Regions from separate parts of the Homo sapiens genome. Here region 1 is linked to region 2. Evidence: chromatin loops called from intact Hi-C (ENCODE). Cell type or tissue: psoas muscle. All regions are shown on one strand. Links, peaks and the distances in the headings refer to the core of each region. The heading gives the core; the rest is flanking DNA. Region 1 overlaps DPP9 (dipeptidyl peptidase 9). Region 2 holds the start of LOC105372249 (a long non-coding RNA gene).

Region 1 (5,000 bases), core at 1-5,000, 140 kb after region 2:
GGGGACAGGTCCCATGCTTTGAGCAGCAGGCCAGGCCTGGCCTTGAAGTCTGGACACTGGGCTAGTGCTAAGAAGTGTTATTATTACTCAGGGGCTGGGGGGAGGCCTGCCCCGAGAACCTGGATGTGACGTGAGCTCAGTGCTGCCCCTGACAGTGTGAAGTGACAGCCTGGAGTCGTTGAAGGGTGAATTTCACCCCGAAAGGGGCAGTCTGGTTTTTGAGCTACTCTAGGTACGTTCTGGGGTTTCTGCCAAGTTCATGCCCACTGGGGTGGGCCCTCAGCACCTCCTGTGTACTGTGAGGACCTGCCTGTCCCAGCCCCAGACACACACACGAGCCACAGGCGACCCGACGATCTCATCTATGCGGAGTCAATCTGAATCTTTGTCCCGGAAATTTGGAGAAAGTTCCTCCGTTTCTGCTGGTGGCTAGAACCTGAGGCATGGAATCCCAGGCGCTGTGGAGGGGTTGCGGAGGACAGGTGGGCAGCGAGGTGGGGTGGACCCAGGCACGGACAGATGCCTGGCTTCTGGAAGGCTCTGGTTCTCAGGCGCTGCTTCCTGAGGTCCACTGGGCTTTCTGCTCTTGGGTTCCATGAGATGCCCCTCTACCTTTACTCCAGGAGTACTTCATGGCTCAGACGAGCTTGGAGGGTTTCTGTCCCTTTTAGCAGCTCCACGGAGATTTGAATGATGGCCCTGACAGAGAGGTGTCCACATCCTGGGGCTCGGGTGTGGAGGCTACGTTACACAGAGAGACAGGCCTGTGCGGCTGGGATTAAGTGAAGGCTCTTGAGCTGAGGAGATGATCCTGGATTACCCAAGTGACCCAGATGGCATCATGAGTCCTTATCAGAGGGAGGCAGGCCAGGCACGGTGGCTTACGCCTGTAATCTCAGCACTCTGGGAGGCTGAGGCAGGCGGATCACCTGAGGTCAGGAGTTTGAGACCAGCCTGGCCAACATGGAGAAACCCTGCTTCTACTAAAAATACAAAAATTAGCTGGGTATGGTGGCAGGCACCTGTAATCCCAGCTACTCGGGAGGCTGAGGTAGGAGAATCGCTTGAACCCAGGAGGCGGAAGTTGCAGTGAGCCAAGATTGCGCCATTGCACTCCAGCCTGGGTGACAGAGCGAGACTCCATCTCAAAAAAAAAAAAAAAAAAAAAAAAAAAGGAGGCAGAGGGGAATTTCAGACAGAAGAGAAGAAGAGGAGGAGGAGGAAGCTGTGTGACCATCAGGCCAGAAGTTCCAACGTTGTGGCCACAAGCCAAGGGATGCTGGCCGCCACCAGAAGCTGCAAGAGGCCAGGACTGGTTCTCCTCTGGAGCCTCCAGAGGGAGCGTGGCCCTGAGGAAACCTTGATCTTGGATTTCTGCCCTCCAGAAGTGTGAATAATTTTCACAATGGCAGCCACAGAAAACTCCTCCAAACGCCCTGACCAGGACAGCAACCCCAACGGGAGCAAGTGGCCCAAGACTGTGGGCGCCACAGGATAAAAAAGAGGCAACGGCCCATGGCAGCCGTGGTCTGTACACTTGTAGTCGTAACAGCCAAGCTCTCTCAGGTAACTGAAACTCAAGCCATTTCAGTCCAATTTCTCCCAGACTAGAGTTGGCCAGCATTCTTAAAGGCCCAGACAGCCCAGGTGCAGTGGCTGATGCCTGAAACCCTAGCATTTTGGGAGGCTGAGGCAGGAGGACTGCTTGAGCCTAGGGGCTCAAGACCAGCTTGGGCAACACGGCAAAACCTCATCTCTACAAAAAATACAAAAAATTGTCTGGGCATGGTGGCACGTGCCTATAGTCCCAGCTACCTGGAGGGCTGAGGTTGGGATGATCACCTGAGCCAGGGATTTCCAGGCTGCAGTGAGCTGTGATTACACCACTGCACTCCAGCCTGGGCAATGGAGTGAGACCTCATCTCTAAAAAAAAAAATGAAAAATAAAAGGAAGACAGTAAATGTTTTCAGCTACGTGGGCCATATGACCTCTGTTGCGGTGACTCTCCTGCTGTAGCTTGAGAACAGCCAAAGATGTCAGGAAAGTAACAGGGACCAGGAAAACCTGACTTCTGAAGACGGCTGTCACCTGCCGACCCCTGTTCTGGATGATTCTTCCTTTTAAATTCTTTGTTTGCCAGACCACCATCTGATTCCCACACAAGTCTGTCTGTGGAGAGGGACTGCGCTGATGGCGGAAGAAGACAGCCACCTGGTGTCCACCTCGGTCACTGTTGTTAGCATGTGGTCAGCCTCAGGCAGAGGATGACGGCCGTTCACTGGTTCCAATGCTGGCTGGGGGCTGCAGCACACGCGGGCCTGGGCTCAGGGGCTGAGGACACCACCATGAGTCCCATGGATGAGTGCAGCGGTCTGGACAAGGATCCCAGCGCCACCCCACCCCCAAGGAACACTTGGCGATGTCTGAGGACATCTGTGGTTGTCACCACTGGGATGTGGCTGCTCCTGGCATGGAGTGGGTGGAGGCCAGGAACGCTGCTCAGGACCCTGCAGTGGCCGGACGGCCCCACCCCAGAGAACGATCTGGCCCCAATGTCCATGGTGCCAAGCGGGAGAGACGCTGCCTTTGGTCCCCAGCCATGTGTCACGCTGCTTTCAAAGACACAGGCCTGGCTGATCTCTCCAAGGTGTCCTTCCTCCCAGCTCTTAAGGCCTCTGGGTGCAGTGGGCACCATCCGAATATCCGCTGCCCACCTCACGGGAGCCAGGCCCACAGTGGCTGCAGAAGCTGCTGGAGGACATGCAGCCTAACCCGTGCCCTGAAGGCACTCGTGGTGCAGAGGAGCCCAGTCCCGTGAGGCACTGCAGACGCTGCAGGAGGAGCTGCGTGCAGGCACACGCCCAGAGGAGGAAGTGTGGATCCAGAGCCTGCAGCAGGGGCTGCAAGCGCGTGGCAAGCCGCCCCTGTGCTGTCACCGGCGGCAAACCAGGTTCTGCCATCCGGGCGGCTTTCCCGGAACCTCGGGATCCTTCTTGACGCACCTCCACGGCGAGCTCCTCCTGGAGTTACTCCCGACTCCCTCTGGGAATGGTTCAGTCCAGTCCTGTTTGTCACGAGCCCCACCCAGCCCGGACCAGGTGGCTGGGAAGTGACTCAGGGGGTGGACCCGGCTGACTAGCACTGGAAACAATCTCCGGGCTTGGAGCCACAGGGCCGGCTTGAGCCACGGCATCCTGGCCACATGGAGGAGCGGGGCTGCCCTGTGCATGGCTCCCTGCACGGCTGACCCTCCGGGGGCCGCCCCACCCACCCCGCGGCAGCCCTTCCCTGTAGTCAGAGCTGTCTGTGGCTGAGCCTCGAAGGACAGCATGCCCAGGGCCCAGCCATCCGAGCAGATCTTCCAACTCCTGTGGACCTCTGGGAACAGAGAGGACCAGGGAACTGTGGTCCCAGATGCTGTCCCCGCCCAAGCAGCCTGCAGGGCCCGGCTTACCCAGGTAGTAGAGGCGGTGGGAGTGGGGCCCAGACTCATCCGTCTTCTGCACAAACTGGAAGTCGTGGGGCGCCTTGTTGACAATGAGGCCCGAGTACTTGCGGCTGCCGTGGATGATGCTCCGGAGCCCGTCCCACGAGTGCTTCTGCACCTGGAAGCGGGCGGCCGGGTCATCTGTGGCGGCTGCGTCGCCTCGGTCGGCCGTTGGGGTCCCGGTGGTGGCCATCCTCTCAGCCCCCTCGGAATTCAGCGAGAAGCTGCGGGGAGGAAGCAAAGACTATGAGAAAGGAGAACTGTTTTACCTACGAGCTGCCCCAATGCTGCCCCTTGCGAGGCACTCAGGTTCTTCCAGACGAGCCCCACCCCTGCCGCTTTCCCCACTCCCTAAACACTTCTTGGGTTGGTCTACCTCTCTCCATGTCACTAATGCTGCTAAGATTCAAGCCACCATCACCTCTCAAATGAATGATCTTTAAAAACATTCTTCTTTTTGGAGATGGGGGTCTCAACTATGTTCCCCAGGCTGGTCTCAAACTCCTGGCCACAAGCAATCCTCCTGCGTCAGCCTCCCAAGTTGCTAGGACTGCAGGTGTGAGCCACCATGCTTGGCTTTGGCTGAATGACTGAAACCACCTCCCACCAGGATGTTCCACATCCACTGCCAAGACCCCATCACTTAAAACCCTTCCTGGTTTTCCACAGTCCCCGGGATAACAACCAGTTCTCACCACCACCTCAAGGCTGCTGTCGACCCCTGCCAAGCCCTTGAATCTCATCCTTCTTATCCCTGTGACCCAGCCAAATGAGCCTTCACTCAGCTCCTCAAACAGGCCAAATTCCTTTCCACCGCAGGGCCTTTGCACATGCTGGCCCTCCTGCTCGGAGTGCATTTTTCCTCACTTTGCTTAACTTCTTTGATATATGTTTATATATATATACTTTTTTTTTTTTTTTTTTTTTTTTTTGGAGACAGAGTCTCCAAAGGCTGGAGTGCAGTGGCGTGATCTCAGATCACTGCAGCCTCTGCCTCTTAGGATCAAGCGATTCTCCTGCCTCAGCCTCCCAAGTAGCTGAGATTACAGGTGCCTGCCACCATGCCCAACTAATGTTTTTTGTATTTTTAGTAGAGACAGGGTTTCACTATGTTGGTCAGGCTGCTCTCGAACTCCTGACCTCAAGTGATCCGCCTCCCTCAGCTTCCCAAAGTGCTGGGATTACAGGCATGAGCCACTGCACCCAGCCTGCTTGGCCAGCTTCTAATCAGATCTCAGCTGAAGTACTTGGCAGGCCGTCAGAAACCTTTCACACCATCCACGCTGAAGCTGGTCTTTCTGCTCATCTTTCACACGCCACCTGGCTGTCCCCTCCCTCCACCTTCATCACAGCGGTTATTTGTGGGACCCCTGTCTCCCCCATGTCTGTCCCATTCACAGCTGTGCTCCCAGAACCTTAGCTGGTGGCTGGCACGTGGCAGGCATTCCACGGAGCACTGTGGAATGATTATCTCTCAGTGGGCTCGCGGGGAGACATGCTGGGTCTCGGGAG
Region 2 (15,354 bases), core at 4,369-9,368:
GGCACCCGCCACCATGACTGGCTAAATTTTTTCGTCTTTTTAATAGAGAGAAAGTTTCACCATGTTTGGCCAGTCTGGTCTTGAACTTCTGACCTCAGGTGATCCGCCTGCCTCAGCCTCCCAAAGTGTTGGGATGACAGGCGTGAGCCACCGTGCCTGGCCCTTTTTTTTTTTTTTTCTTTTTTGCCTGAGCAGGGAAGTTTTACTTTCAATCTACCTTGAATCCTTCTTACTTCCAGAAGCTGGCTTGGTCCCTGGCTCTGTCCCAGGGGTAATTCCTAGCCTGGGTATTGAGCTGTCCTTCAAGGGCAATGCCCACTCTCCTCTCTGACCCCGGCACCACCAACAAGCCATCCCTTTACTGCATATCCCAAGCTCAGCTCTGACCCTGCCACTCCCCTGCTCAAAGGCCTACCATGGCTCCCCAGTGCCCCACAGAAGAAGAACCAATTTTGTTTGTTTGTTTGTTTTGAGATGGAGTCTCACTCTGTCGCCCAGGCTGGAGTGCAGTGGCACGATCTTGGCTCACTGCAAGCTCCGCCTTCTGGGTTCACGCCAATCTCCTGCCTCAGCCTCCCGAGTAGCTGGGACTACAGGCGCCCGCCATCGCGCCCAGCTAATTTTTTGTATTTTTAGTAGAGACGGGGTTTCACCATGGTCTCGATCTCCTGACCTCGTGATCCGCCTGCCTCGGCCTCCCAAAGTGCTGGGATTACAGGCCTGAGCCACCGCGCCCGGCCTAGAACCAATTTTTTTTATACCTCAGTGTTCAAGGACACCTCCCACCCTGGGAATAACTTGAAGCTTCTTCTTGCCCTCACCTACTATCAGGCATTTCCAGCCCCTCCCTGCAGACCTTGGCTCAGGCTGTCCCCTCTGCTGGGGAACCTTTTTAGCCTCCTCAAGGTCCAGCTGCCCTCCCAACCAGCCAGACATAGTAACCTCACGCTCTGTCCTCCAAGCCCTACAGCTGACTCCTGCTTACCAGTCAAGGCCATGCATGCGTGTCCCCGACTCCAGGAAGCCTTCTCTGACTGCCCTGGCTGGGCCTCAGTTTCCCTGGGTTCCCCCAGCCACAACTACCCTGCCCTCATCTTCGCTCAACCGCCAACTTGGAAGCAACTGCATCCAGCTCTGGCGCCCTGTACCCCAAATTGGAAGTCACTTACTTACTCATTGGATTAATAATTATTTGGCACCAGCTGTATACCAGACACATGTGTTCAGGCATGGGGACACAGCTGTGACCGAGACAGCTACAAAGCCCTACCCTTATGGGGCTCCCAGTCCCGTGGGGAGACGGGGGTACACTACACACGTTAACCAATATCGGAACTCGATAGCTTCTGACAATAATAAGCACGACCATAAAAACATGAGGAATGATTAGAGGAGGGGACATTTGAGCTGAGGCCTGAAGGTCGAAGGGGAGACCTCGTGACAAGGTGAGGAAGGTGCTCCAAGGGGAAGGAACTGCAGAGGAAAAAGCGTGGAGACTGAGACCACTAGAGGAAGAGACAGAAGGTCAAGGTGGATGGGGAGGCTGGCACAGCACAGAAAGGACTCCTGGGGCTCTCCCCTTCACTCAGACACGACACTCAGCCTCATTTCTTGTTTGTTTCTAAGGACAGGGTCTTGCTCTGTTGCCCAGGCTGAGTACAGTGGTGCCGTCATAGCTCACTGCAGTCTCAACCTCCCAGGTTTAAGCAATCCTCCTGTCTCAGCCTCCCCAGTAAGCTGGGATCATAGGTGTGCATCACCATGCCCAGCTCATTTTTGTACTTTTTGTAGAGACGGGGTTTCGCTATGTTGCCCAGGCTGGTCTTGAACTCTTGGCCTCAAGTGATCCTGCCACCTCGGCCTCCCAAACTGCTGGGAGTACAGGCATGAGCCACCGTGCCCTGCCCGCATCTTTTTTTTTGCTGTTGTCCATAAAATAAAGACACTAGCTCAGGGCCTGGCACACAGGCATTCACTTTAGGTTAAATGACCTTACTGTGTGACCTTAGGCCAGCTACACGCCCTCTCTGGGCCTCTCTGTTCCAAGATGACAGTGATCCCAGGCAGGCTTGAAGCCTCCGTTTCTCCATCTGCCACAGCACAAGGGACGAGGGCGGGATGTCTGCCTCCAGTTCCATACAAGGAGCTCCCTATCGTCCGGGCCGCCCCAGGATTCTGGCTCCGGGGCCAGCATCCCTCGGGGGATCGAGTAACCTGGTCCCGGCAGCCGGGCCCCAGGGCCGTCCAGGTCTGGTTACGGGCTCTGCTTACAGCTGCCCCTCCAGCTGCCTCGGTCGCCCCCATCACAGCCCAGCCAGGCTCTGGGGCTGTCTAGGAACTTGGCAGGAAGGCTGGAGGGAGTCCCTGGGGCCCAGGCATGAGGGGTGGGGCAGAAGAGAGAGGCCCCCGTGTCCCCCATCCTACTGGATGTCGGTTAACTCATCCCTGCCCAGCCTGGGAGGCGGCCTATGAGCCTCCCCTCCACTTTTTTTTTTTTTTTTTTTTTCTGAAGCAGTCTCGCTGGTGTTGCCCAGGCTAGAGTGCAGTGGCATAATCTAGGCGCACTGCAACCTCCACCTTCCGGGTTCAAGCGATTCTCCTGCCTCAGCCTTCTGAGTAGCTGGAATTACAGGTGCATGCCACCACACCTGGCTAATTTTTGTATTTTTAGTACAGTTGGGGTTTCACCATGATGGCCAGGCTGGTCTTGAACTCCTGACCTCAGGTGATCCGCCCAAGTCGGCCTCCTAAGGTGCTGGGATTACAGGTGTGAGCCACTGCGCCCGTCCTAAGCTACTGCGCCCGGCCTCCCCTCCACTCTTTTTTTTTTTTTTTTTTTTTTGAGACAGAGTCTAGCTCTGTCACCCAGGCTGGAGTGCAGTGGCGCGATCTCGGCTCACTGCAAGCTCCGCCTCCCGGGTTCACGCCATTCTCCTGCCTCAGCCTCCCGAGTAGCTGGGACTACAGGCGCCTGCCACACACGTCTGGCTAATTTTTTGTATTTTTAGTAGAGACGGGGTTTCGCCGTGTCAGCCAGGATGGTCTCGATCTCCTGACCTCGTGATCCGCCCGCCTCGGCCTCCCAAAGTGCCGGGATCACAGGCGTGAGCCACCGCGCCCGGCCTCCCCTCCACTCTTGACCTTCCCTCCTGAGTCCTCAGTTCTCAGAGCCTCAGTTTCCCCATCAGCGAACCAAGCATGATAACCATCCACATCGGCTTCTCATGAGGGGTAAATGAGCAACCCATGATAGGTGCTTAGTTAACTGTCGTGACTGCTGTGTTGCCTTGGGTTAGAACCCTCCCATCTCTGAGCTTGTTTCCTCCTGTGAAAGATGAGGATAAAAATATTGGCTCCACAAGGGCAGGGGTCTGTCTCAGTTACTGCTGTGACTCCAGTGCCCAGCATGGGGCCTGGCACACAGTAGGTGCTCAACAAATCAGCTGAACGAATGTCCCAGCAAGAGCCCCCACTTATAAAATAGTTCCAAGGAGGCTGGGCGAGGTGGCTCACATCTGTGATCCCAGTACTTTGGGAGACTGAGGCAGGAGGATCTCTTGAGGCCAGTTCAAGACCAGACGGGGCAACACAGCCAGACCCCATCTCTAAAAAATAATAATAATAATAATTAGCTGAGTGTGGTGCGACATGCTACTTGGGAGGCTGAGGTGGGAGGATCACTAGGGCCCAGGAGGTCAAGGCTACAGTGAGCTGTGACGGCCTCGCTGCACTCCAGCTGGACGACAGAGTGAGAGCCCTGACTTAAATAATACTACTAATGATAATAATAATAATAATTTAAAAATAAAATAGCTGGCCAGGCGCGGTATCTCACGCCTGTAATCCCGACACTGGGAGGCCGAGGCGGGCAGATCACCTGAGGTCAGGAGTTCGAGACCAGCCTGGCCAACATGGTGGACCCCCCGTCTCTACTAAAAATACAAAAATTAGCCGGGCGTGGTGGTGGGCGCCTGTAATCCCAGCTGCTTGGGAGGCTGAGGCAGGAGAATCGCTTGAACCTGGGAGGCGGAGGATACAGTGAGCTGAGATTGCACCATTGCACTCCAGCCTGGGTGACAGTAAGACTCCGTCTCAAATAAATAAATAAATTAATTAAAATAGTTGCAAGGATATGTTCATTCCAGACTTCTTAAACACCTACTGTGCACCAATATGGCTGGAGACTCAGCCATGCTCAGGGTTGTGCATGTCCAGGGCTTGGCACAGAGCCCTGCATGCAGGAAGCACTCAATTAATGCCGAGTGTCTCTTTTGCAAAGGATGGGACTCTACCCTGAGCCGCCTTCCACATTCAACTCACAGCAGGCCAGGAGAGAAGGAATTCAAGATCAGATTTAGGAAGACTGCACCTACTATGCGCCATGCTTTTCCCACATATGAACTTATTTCTTGCCGGCATCAACCCTCAGAGACCAGCACCCTCATCTCTGTTTGCAGATGGAAAAACTGAAGCTCAGAGAGGTTAAGCCATTTTGCTGAGGTCACATAGCACATAAGGGTGCCATGGATGCAAACGTGATCTTGCTTCTTGCTGACATTTTTTTTTTTTTGAGACAGGGTCTCTGTCACCCAGGCTGGAGTGCAGTGGCGTGATCTCAGCTCACTGCAACCTCGACCTCCCAGGCTCACCCGATCCTCCTGCCTCAACCTTCTGAGTAGCTGGGACTACAGGTGTGCACCACCACACCCAGCTAATTTTTTGTATTTTTTGTAGGGGGTATGATACCCAGGCTGGTCTTGAACTTTTGGGCTCAAACAATTCTCCTGAGTCAGCCTCCCAAAGTGTTGGGATTAAAGGCGTGAGCCACTGTGTGAGGCCGCCTCTTGCTGACATTTTCCAAGTGCTCACAATGTGCTACCTGCCCGTGATGATGGCACACCCTAAATTTTTTTTTTTTTTTTTGCGACAGAGTCTTGCTCTGTCACCCAGGCTAGAGTGCAGTGGCACAGTCTAGGTTCACTGCAACCTCCTCCTCTCAGGTTCAAGCGATTCTCCTGCCACAGGCTCCCAAGTAGCTGGGATTACAGGCACGTGCCACCTTGCCTGGCTAATTTTTGTATTTTTAGTAGAGACAGGGTTTCACCATGTTGGTCAGGCTGGTCTCGAACTCCTGATCTCTAGTGATCCACCCGCCTCAGCCTCTCAAAGTGTTAGATTACAGGCGTGAGCCACCGCATCTGGCCAGCTGAAATATTTCACAGATAAGCAAGCAGAGACCCAGAGAGAGGCTGTCCCTGTCCCCAGGCCACTCGGGAAGCCAGGGTGTGGGAGCCCAGGCAGAACCTCCAGTGGGGACGTGGATGCATCTCTGGGGCTCCTGGGGCTCCTCCCCTCCGGGGAGGGGGCCCCCAGGTAATTAATTTTAATCACTGTTTTGAAATTGGGCCACCAGGAGGCAAGTCGGAAACAGCAACTTGTAATTAGGAATGGGTGGGGCGGTGGGGGGGGTTGCAACGACCATTCAGAGGAAATTAAAGTGTCATTTATACCCAGCAGGTAATTAAGGGACCCAGGAGGGGGTGGCTCGAGGGGGCTGGGGCTCCAAGGGAATCCAGGCTGGGGCTGGGGCGTCGAGCACCCACAGATTCCAAAGCAGGTTTGGGGACGGACAGGTCCTCCCTTCAGACCCAATTTGGAGGAAGTACAGAGGGGTGGGTCGTGAGCTTGGGACCCAGTTGTGGAGTTCAGAGGAGAATAAGGTTCTGTTATAGGGACTCCACTTAGGGAGGAAGAAAGATGGCCCGGCCTTTGGGGGCTTGATCTAGGGGCAGAAAATGAGGAGCCCTTCCCCTCCAAGTTGGGGTTCTGGGTGCCCTTCCCCGCACTGCTGAACTCCTCCCCCAGAATTCCTCCAGTCTCTGCCCCTCCCAAGAGGCTGGGGATCCCCAGGTGGCCGGGACCAGTGTGAGAGGCCTGGAGGGGGCCCCGCTGAGAGAGGTGGTGGGGAATGGGGGTGGAGGTCTCAGGGAGTGCCAAGTGCTGCTGGGAACGGAAGACCTGGCGAATGAACTTGAAGAAGACAAAGGCGGGAAATAGGTCCCAGGGGAAAGGCCCCGGGGTCAGAGCGGACCACAAGTCCTGGTGAGTCAGGGCTCAGGAATGATGGAGGGGCTGGCAGAGTGACGTGGGTGCTGGGGGATGGGGCTTGAGAACCGTCAGACTGTGGAGAACAGTGTTCGAGGGGAAGGGGCCCCCAGTTTGCTGGGTCATCTCAGGGAGGCTGTCATCCCCATCTGTGCCTCACTGCTCCCCAGAGCCTGAGGCTCCGACCTTCAAAGAGGGACAACAGCAAACACTTACAGGGTGCCTACCCCGTGTTCCCAGCCCTGTCCCTCACTGAGCCCAGCGGGGTAGGTCACAGGGGCTCTTCTGACCATTCCATAGGTGGGAAAACTCGGGGCCAGGGTGGGCAAGGGATGGGGCCAAGGTCGCACAGCCCAGAAATGGCCAAGCTGGGATCTGAACCCGGGCCCAGGAGTCCAGACGCTGCGCTGTTAACCACAGCACTGCCCTGCCCCCAGAGAAAGGGGCTTTCAGCCTCTTCACATCCATCTCAGCAAGTTTTGTGGGTGACTCCAAAAATCTGTCCCCTATCCATCCACTTTGCCCCCCTCTATTACCCTTGCCTGGCCGGCCCCCATCAATTATTACCAGGACCTGGTCCTCAATTCCAGCCTCGCCCCCGTCTGTCTTCCCCAAAGCTGCCACCAGAGGGCACCAAGAGTCAGGTCCTGTCCCTCCTCTTCCCGCAGCCCTCCATGGCTCCCACCTCCCTGGGGGTCGAAGCTCAAATCCTCACTGCAGCCCACGAGGCCCTGCATGACTGGCCCCGTACTCTCCTTGCCCTTCCCTCCTCCCACTCTCCCCTCCACACTCTGCTGCAGCCATACGGGCCTACTTGGTGTTCCTCCAACACGCCAGGTGAGGTCCTGCCCCAGGGCCTTTGCACGGGCCGTGCCCTCTGCCTGAAGTGCTGCTTCCCAAGATCTCTGCATGACCAGCTCCTTCTCATCTTCCAGGTCTCAGCTCAAATGTCATCTCCTCAGAGACACCCTCCCCGACAGCCTCAGTGAACACAGCCCCGCCCTTCTCAGCCACTTGCAAGATAACTGTCTTCAGGGCACTGACTATACCTGATTTACCTTGCCCTTTCTCTAGTTAGTGTCTGTGCTCCCCTGTCCCCCCACCCAGCTGGGAATTCGACAAGGGCAGGATGCAGTAGTCTATGCCTTGGTCATTGCTGGGTCCGCGGCACCTGGCACTTAATAGGTGCTCACTAAACATCAGTCCACTTGTTAAATGCAAGCAATGCTCCCACAGCTCCAAATGAGATCATGGCCAGAAGCTCCACGTTTCTGCTTTGCAAGGTTGTTCCTTTTCTTGGAGTCAGAAACCCAACAGAACTATATGTGGCATTTTGCCTGCAACCTCTTGTTTAAATGGTCAACCCTAAGGGAGGCAGAACAGCAACCCCTGTTTTACCCATGGGGAAACTGAGGCTCAGAGAGGGGGCATGAGTGAGTGAGAGAAAAAACTGATTCAATCTCAAGTCAGTCTGATCCAAATGCTACGGCTGCCTATGAGGGCGATAATTCAGAATGGCTACTTCAGCTTCCCCAGGGGCTCTGAGTCCATGGCCTTCAGGGGAGGGAGGTTCTTCTGCAATCATCAGAAAACATATGGCTGCCCCCTAGTGAACTCCTAAACATCCATCATGGCCCTAGCTACAGTGCCCCTTCCTGGTACATCTTCCCTGATCCATGAGGCAGGGTACAGCTTTCCCTAGCCCCAGTTGCTCCCTCTGCCCTAGCCCTGAACCTGTGTAGCACGGGTGGCCAGTGCCTGCCCCTGTTTCTCTTCCTCTGGCCTGGAAGCCCCTCCAACTAGACAGAGGAGTTAAAGTTACCTCTCTGGGATCCTAGCATCACCCAGCACAGGACACAGCACATGGGGACCACTGGCAGCATTTGTTGACTGACTGAGGGACCTAATTGCCTGGAACCAGGCCCACCTGGGAACCCACAATCCTCCTCTGGGTTCCTGTATTTGGGAAGCTCCCTCCTAGGTCCGCCCTTGGAAGGCTGGCTTAGCTGGGCCATGGTGCATCCTGGGAAATGTAGTCTAGAGTGGGCCTTGCCTCCCAGTGGGGCCCTGGGGTGGCCAGCTTTGGACCCTGGGGCCAGATAGAGAAGGAGCATTGAGGGTGGCAAGTAGTAGGGCCCCATGTCCCTGCCAAAGAGTCCTAAGGGTGGTCCCCAGCCTCCCAAGTCTCTTACTTTTTCTTTTTCCTTTTTTTTTTTTTGACGGGGTCTTGCTCCGTCCCCCAGGCTGGAGTGTAGTGGCGTGATCTCAGCTCCTTGCAACCTCTGCCTGCTGGGTTCAAGCGATTCTCCTGCCTCAGCCTCCTGAGTAGCTGGGATTACAGGCGTGAGCCACCACGCCCAGCTAATTTTTGTATTTTTAGTAGAGACGGGGTTTCGCCATGTTGGCCAGGCTGGTCTTGAACTCCTGGCCTTAAGTGATCCTCCCGCCTCGGTCTCCCAAAGTGCTGGGATCACAGGCGTGAGCCACCGCCACTGTCTTACTTGTCCTAATGTCTGCCACTTCACCTGGATGTCCCTGGAGGAGAGGTGATGAAGGACCGTGATAACGAAAAAGGATTGCGTGCCTGGGTTCCTATGGTCACACACCCGACCCCAGCACCACCATGCATGATGGTGAGGGTGTCTAGGGTGAAGGGTCTGTTTTGGGATAATTCAGCCAAAGGACATGGGGCCGGTGGCTGGGGCCTGAATCCTGGGCTGCTTTGAGCCTTAGTTTCCCTACTGCTGCTACATGAAGACAGGGAGGGAAGAAATGCACGACCATGGCCAAGAGAAAGCCACAGCCCAACCAAATCACGGCTGGGTTTTGGAGGAGTCACAGTATGAGAGCCCACAACCCCTTAAATACCTGAGACTCTCAGAACCTGCTATCTCAAACACGACAGCAGTTCAGAAAACCCACAGTACCTGGAAATTGAAAAAAAAAAATCCAGGAGATCACTTGGGGCTGACCAATATCAGGATTATTTATCCAGGATTCTGCAAAGACAGCCGTCCAACCCCTCTGGCCTGCCTCCCACGAGGGGCGGCTCACCACTCCTTCCAGCAATGCATTTGGTTTCCAAGGAGCCTGTCTCCTCGTAGCTACCCTTCCTCAAGATCTGAAATGTGACTCATGCCCCTCCCCCTGCTCTATAACCTTCCATGGCTCCCCATTGCCCTTGGGATAAAGTTTGCTCCTTGGCTTGGCATTCAAGGCTACTGCCTACCTCATGGTCCTCTTAAATAGTCTAGCCACTCAGGGCTCCTCCAACATACCCCACTGTGATGATCCTTGCTGTTCCCTCTGCCTGCAATGCCTGTCCCCCTCTCCTCCAGGCAGAATCCTTCTCCTTCAAGCCCAGTCCCAGTACTCCCTCCTCCAGGCAGCTTTCCCTGCTCCCACCTGTCCTGACCACTGCCCTGGAAGTTTCTCCCTCCAGCATCTCCCTTTCCGGGCCCACAGGACAGGGCCACGCCCAGGGTCAGCTCGGGACACCTTCCTTCCCAGGAGACGGGCGGTGACCAGCAACATCCTTCAGTCCCCAGGGATCCAGCTCACCTGTCCTGCAGGCTGACGTCATGGTCACCTTTCCAAGGGCAGTTTGATTTCTATCTTCCAGGCCCAGTCCTGGTAACCCCAGCAAACTCCGGCTGCCAGCCTGGTGTGGCCACTGCAGAGGACATGCCACATCTCCAGCCCCTTCTATGCCCATCGGTCAGAGGCGAGGACTGAGGTCTCAGGGGGAAAGGCCCCTCCTGGGGGGACTGGATACCTAGGCTTGGAGACAACTCACTTCAAAGCAGAGAAGGTGACACAGACCCTAAGATCCTGTGGGGGCTCAGCCCCAGCCGAGTCTGGTGGGGGAACCAGAGGCAAAATGGGGCAGGCACAGATCAAGACAGTCTCAAGCGACCCCTCTCTGCCTCACCTCCCCCAACTCCAGTCCAAAACCAAAGCGCATCTCCTGGGGAGACTGAAGCCCAGAAAGGACTAGGGACCAGCCTGAGGCCACACAGCTAAGCGCCTCCTCTCAAAGCTCCTGCATAGCCCAGAGTCAAGGGGAAGAAGGGAGGAGCAGAGCTTCAGGGCAACCCTTAGGAGGAGCTGGGATGCAGGAGAGCTCTTGGGTTTCAACGGCTTCCTCGGGCCTCAGTTTCCCCACCTGCTGTTGGGATGGGCCGGTTCAGAACAGACAAGAGGCTGACGCCAGGCTGCCACCTACCCAATATCCGAGGCGTCTCTGTGTGGGTGGCAGTGACTCCCAGACAACTTCCCGGAGAGTTTAAGACCCCCTCCCAGGTGAGTTCCAACTCAGCCTTGGCCCCAGCCGTTCCCCACCACCCACCCCACAACCTGTGCTCTCCCTATGTAGAGTTTAAAGCAATTGTTCAGGTACATCCTGAAGTCCCGCGCCTGAAAGAAACTGGTCTCCCGGGATGTGGGAAAGGGTTTGGGGGCAAGGGGGATGCCCCAGGGGTCCTGAATTTTTATTTTGGAGAGGGAATTTGGACCTTCTCACAAGCTGAAGGAACACAGAAAAACAGAAATGCAATTTTACAAATGGGGCAGGGGCCCCCTTCAGTCACCATAGCCATGAGTCCCTCTCTCCCTCCTCCCTCCTTAAACCCAAACCCAGAACCCCAAAGCCTCAGAGCACCCCAGTAACTCCAAGTCCCCGTTCCGCTCCAGTCTAGGGGTCAAAGATGACAGCCTCAGGTAGAGGATGTCAAAGACCTCAGCGAGAGAGAGAGGGCCACATGGCGGCGGGGGTGAGGGTCTGCGAATCCCTCCCCCAACCCCAGGACTCTTGCAAACGCTCCTAGCTCCAGCATTAACCCGGCCGGGGCAGAGGTGGGGGTTCATGACAGTAGCGCCCCCTCTGGGAGATGCCCCAAACTCGGAGAGCGCCCAGAGGCGGAGAGCAGGAGAGGAGGGCACGTGACCCCCACCCCGGGGACCAATCAGCGCCCGCGGGAGGGGGCCACACTCGGCGCCCCCCACCCATCCCGGCGCGCTTGGAGATAGACGTTTTCTTTGTCCTTTTGTCAGCTCTTGGGGGCCCCCGAACCCCCAGGCCCCCACTGCAGCGGGGGGGATCCGGACCGGCCGGCCCTCCCCTCCAACACCACTGCGACCCCTGCCCCGCGGCCTGGACCCGCGACTCGTCCTGTTCTGGGCTGGACAGGAGGCCGGAGAGGACTCGGGCGCCCAAGGTGCGGCGGCCGGACGCGAAGTGGGGCGGAGGGGCCTCCCAGTGCCAGGACCCCCACACCAGCCCCGGGTCGCCTCGACTTGGCTCTCAGGACCCCGCCCCCCAACGCCACCCCCAACCCCCGACCAACAGGCCCCCTGCCTGCCCCGAACCCCCCACCTGGGCCCCAATCCAGCTCCCCAGCGGCGCAGCCGCGAGCCTCATTATTGTGTCTTCTCCGGGCCCCCCCAGGACAAAATCTCCACCCGCTGCGGTGCCGACAGAACCCCCAACCTAGCTGCACATACAGGCCCCCAGTCAACAATCCAAGCGCCCCCCCCACGTTGCGGTGCCATTAGACACCCCCATAATGGAGGCTCAGGGAGCGCCCCAGGCCAAAATCCAGCCCCTCCAAAGCGATGCCACCGGACCCCCACCGGATCCCTCCATACGGCCAGCGACCCCCTCTCCAATCCGGTCCCCTCCCCAGTTGTGTGGCTGAGAGATTCCCCCCCTCGTTCTAGCGCTCCCCAAACCCCCTCCCTGGCTCCAAATCCGTCCCCTCCCAGTGGCAGGGCCCGCAGGCCCCCCAGTCCTAGCGCCTGACCTGGCCACCCCAGCCAGCCTTTCGGTCCCCCCAGCTGCGTGCCGACAGACGCCCCCATCCCCGCGCCTCCCCCAACCCCCTCCGCAGACGCCCCGGGGCGCTTACCTCGGAGCCGCGGCCGCCGCGAGTGCGCGGGCGGGAGGCGCGAGGGCGGGAGGGCGCGGGCTGGGGGGGTCCGTGCGCGCACCTGTCCCGGCCGGGCCGCTCAGCCCGGCATCCCCGGCTGGGGAGGGGGGCTGGGGGCGCGCGCTCTCCCCGCCCCCGGGCCCACGGCGCTGCGCTGGGGGAGGGGGCTCAGCCCCGGCCCCCCGCGCGCTGGCGTCGGCTCCGGGGGGGGCGCTGCGCGGCGGCCGGACCGGGGGCGCGCCGCGGCCGCATCTCCTCCGCCCGCCGCGGCCGCCGCTGCGACTCGCGGCTCTGCCACCTCCGCCCCCCCTTTCCAGCAACCCCCCACCTCCCCAAAGCCGGGCTGGAGCCGCGCAAAACCCGGCCCGGAGCAACCGCGGCGCGGAGCGGAGGGCGGAGCCGGTGGGTGGCGTTTGGGTGAGTTGTGGGGGAGGCCCAAGGGGGTCACCCTGCTTTGGTCCAGGTGGTGGACTTATTAATTGAGCCGCCCCAACTTCCTCTCCTGGTCCCCTCTGTTCAAACTCGCATCCCCAGGATCCAGCCCCAATCACACCCAGCCCATGGGGTCAATGAGGCTGTCAGGAACCCTACGGTCTGGGTGGCCCCCTTCATAGACGAGATCATTTCTTCAATCCACAAGTATTCCATTTAGCAACATTCACTCGACACTTCAGGAAACTGAGGCACAGGGAGGTCTTGTCCAAGGTCACCCAGTTAGAGAGCGTCAGGGGGTTTTCGACCTGAGCAAACCGGCTGCAGAGATCTCCATGGTTCACGACTCCCGGACCTGCCCCTCTGTCGCCAGCGCCCTGTGGGACGTGGCCCAGAAAGGAGTTTTTCGAGGACTGCAGGTTCCCCCATGAATTTGAGACCCCAGGACAGAGCCTAGAGGTTTCAGAGACCTTCCTGTAACCCTCCTGACCCTTCGAATGAATTCAGGACAGCAGGGGCTGCTCTCCATGCCTCAGTGCCCCTCCCTGTCCAAAGTACCTCCCCATGTGGATGTGATCCTGTACGTCTCCCCCACTGGACTGAGTGCTGTCCTGGTCGCTCTGGCCTCTCTCCATACAGTAGATGCTCTGTAAACACTTATTTTTTCTTGTCTTTTCTGTTTTTCTTATCTTTTTCTTTCTTTCTTTGAGATGGAGTCTTGCTCTGTCACCCAGGCTACAGTGCAGTGGCATGATCTTGACTCAGTGCAGCCTCCGCCTCCCGGGTTCAAGCAGTTCTCCTGCCTCAGCCTCCTAAGTAGCTGGGATTACAGGCAACTGCCACCATGCCTGGCTAATTTTTGTATTTTTAGTAGAGATGGGCTTTCATCATGTTGGCCAGGCTGGTCTCGAACTCCTGACCTCAGGTGATCCGCCCGCCTCGGCCTCCCAAAGTGCTGGGATTACAGGCATGAGTCACCGCGCCCGGCCTCTTTTCTGTTTTTCTATAATTTAGATAGATAATAGAGAAATGGGGGAGAGAGAGGATAGATGATTTTTTTAAAAATTGTTATTATTATTTGTAGAGACCGGGGCTTGCTACATTGCCCAGGCTGGTCTTGAACTACTGGCCTCAAGCGATCCTCCCACCTTGGCCTCCCAAAGTGCTGGGATTATAGGCATGAGCCACTGAGACCAGCCAACACTTTGTTGTTATGTAGCTTGTGACTTTTCTTGCACACTTACTGAGTGCTGGGGCCACTATGCCCCATCCCTGGCTCCGTGCCATCCAGGGGGTCCAGACAGGTTGTGCACTGGCTTCCAGCAGCCACTCAGTGGGGACTGGGTATCAGGACTTGAACCCCGCTCCCCAGGCCACCCACGGCAATCTGCAGGCTCCCTGGCACCCATGGAGACAGCCCAGGTCTTCCAGTTCCTGGGCATGTTCCCAGGGCCATCCTGGTGACCACAAACCTCCGGGAGCAGCCAGGCCTTCCTGCCCGTGGTTTTGCCCTTCCCGCCTTCCGGCCGCCCCAGCATCCCAGGCAAATCAGCCAAGGCACCTGCTGGTGTCCAGCCCCCACCCCGCCCCGTGTCCTGCCCGCTGGGGGCCACTGAGGCCTGCTCCACAAGGGAGGGGGCCGAGCCCCAGCTCCAAGGCTTGGGGTCTAGAATCTGCGTCCTCCCACCTACACTCCCTTCCCTGCGCTGTGCCCAGCCCCTGGCATCCCCTCCCTCCCCTGCCTTCTTGGCTGTGCCCAGCTGGGTACTTCTGCACCCTAGTCATTCAGCAAACATTTATTGAGCACCTACTGTGTACCAGATACTGGACTGAGCTGTCAACAAGACAAATCTGCCCTGTGCCTTTTGTCTAGCCTGGGGATACAGAAACCAGTGGGCACAGAACTGCAGGCTGAGACAGACTGGCTGGAGGTCCAGGAGGACCTCGAGGAGGTGGCATGGAGGCCTTAGAGGGACCATAGATCCAAGCAGGGGGGTGGGGGTAGGGGTGTGCGGGGAGGGCGTTCTAGGCAGAGAGACCTCGGGGACAAAGGCCTTGAGGGAGGCCCCACCCCCACCGGTGGCTCAGCTGCCACCCAGGCTTCTGCGACCATGAATGGGTCTTTCATGTCCTGGACCGGGGCAAGGTCAGGCCGGGCCTCTCCCTCCTCCCGCCCAGGGCTCCTGGCTGTCTGAGCCCTGACCTGGAGGACAGTGGCAGGATGGGCCAGGGAGGCCCAGGGAGGGGCAGGGCATCGCCCGAGGTCACCAGAGCCAGCAGCGCCCTCCCAGCCGTGGGATTCTGAGCAAAGCCCCGCCCCGCTGGGCCTCAGTTTCCCCGGCCTGGGCGGGCGCGTTGGCAGCGCAGCGCTCCCGTCCTGCTCCGACCGGGTGGATTCCAGTGCGGGTTTTGCGGGCGCCCGCGGCCACCGACACCTTCTTCCCAGTGCGGCCCGGGCTGCGGCCCCGGGTCCGAGGAGGCCCGGGGAGACCCGGAGGAGGTCAGAAGGCCTTCAGGGTCCCCGGGATGGGGTGAGGCTGAGCTCGGCCCCTTACTGCCGGCGCCTGCCAGGAAGGGAAGCCCCGCCCCAATGCCTGCGCGCCCCCATCAGGACCACTAGCCTCGTCGCCCCGCTGTGTGACTCCCGGGGGTCCCTGGCCCTCTCTGGGCCGAGCTGTAGTCAGGCTCACGGGCAGCCGCTCAGAGAGGTCGCCTGGGTCCCATCCCTTCCCCAAATGGCCCCCCGCCTCAGTTTCCCCGGCCAGGTGCAGGCTCTCTTTAACCCCAGGTTGGGGGGTCCTCGCTGCTAGGTTGCACCCCGGGTCTCCGCTCAGGCCAGGGAATCCCCTGGGGGCTCCGAACGGGCAGCTCCGATTGGCTGGGGCCACGT

What was found. Hi-C counts contacts between places; a loop is a spot of excess contacts. Peaks named below come from ENCODE experiments on the same cell type or tissue, not always from the same donor. Only the 100,000 strongest peaks of a DNase experiment are listed, where the experiment ranks them.
Region 1: it touches region 2 in a loop (3-fold over the local background); 5 of 110 quality-filtered maps call a loop at or near these places.

The regions. Positions count from the first base shown.
Region 1 is chr19:4,710,626-4,715,625 of GRCh38, forward strand. DPP9 (dipeptidyl peptidase 9) reads right to left here. Exons shown (of 22, transcript NM_139159.5): 4 at 3,456-3,712. Among named protein-coding and RNA genes, the nearest start is that of DPP9, 11 kb to the right of the region's middle. RefSeq lists enhancers at 2,448-3,647, 3,118-3,619, 3,620-4,119. In psoas muscle, for the core only: a CTCF peak has its summit at 2,219 (motif pointing left); DNase peaks (open chromatin) are centred at 2,416 and 3,146; H3K4me3 peaks cover 2,108 bases; H3K27ac peaks cover 5,000 bases.
Region 2 is chr19:4,569,452-4,584,805 of GRCh38, forward strand. LOC105372249 (a long non-coding RNA gene) reads left to right here and starts at 11,110. Exons shown (of 3, transcript XR_001753848.3): 1 at 11,110-11,321. RefSeq lists an enhancer at 5,838-6,430 and silencers at 5,886-6,180, 14,768-14,957. In psoas muscle, for the core only: a CTCF peak has its summit at 6,718 (motif pointing right); DNase peaks (open chromatin) are centred at 6,060 and 6,750; H3K27ac peaks cover 1,966 bases.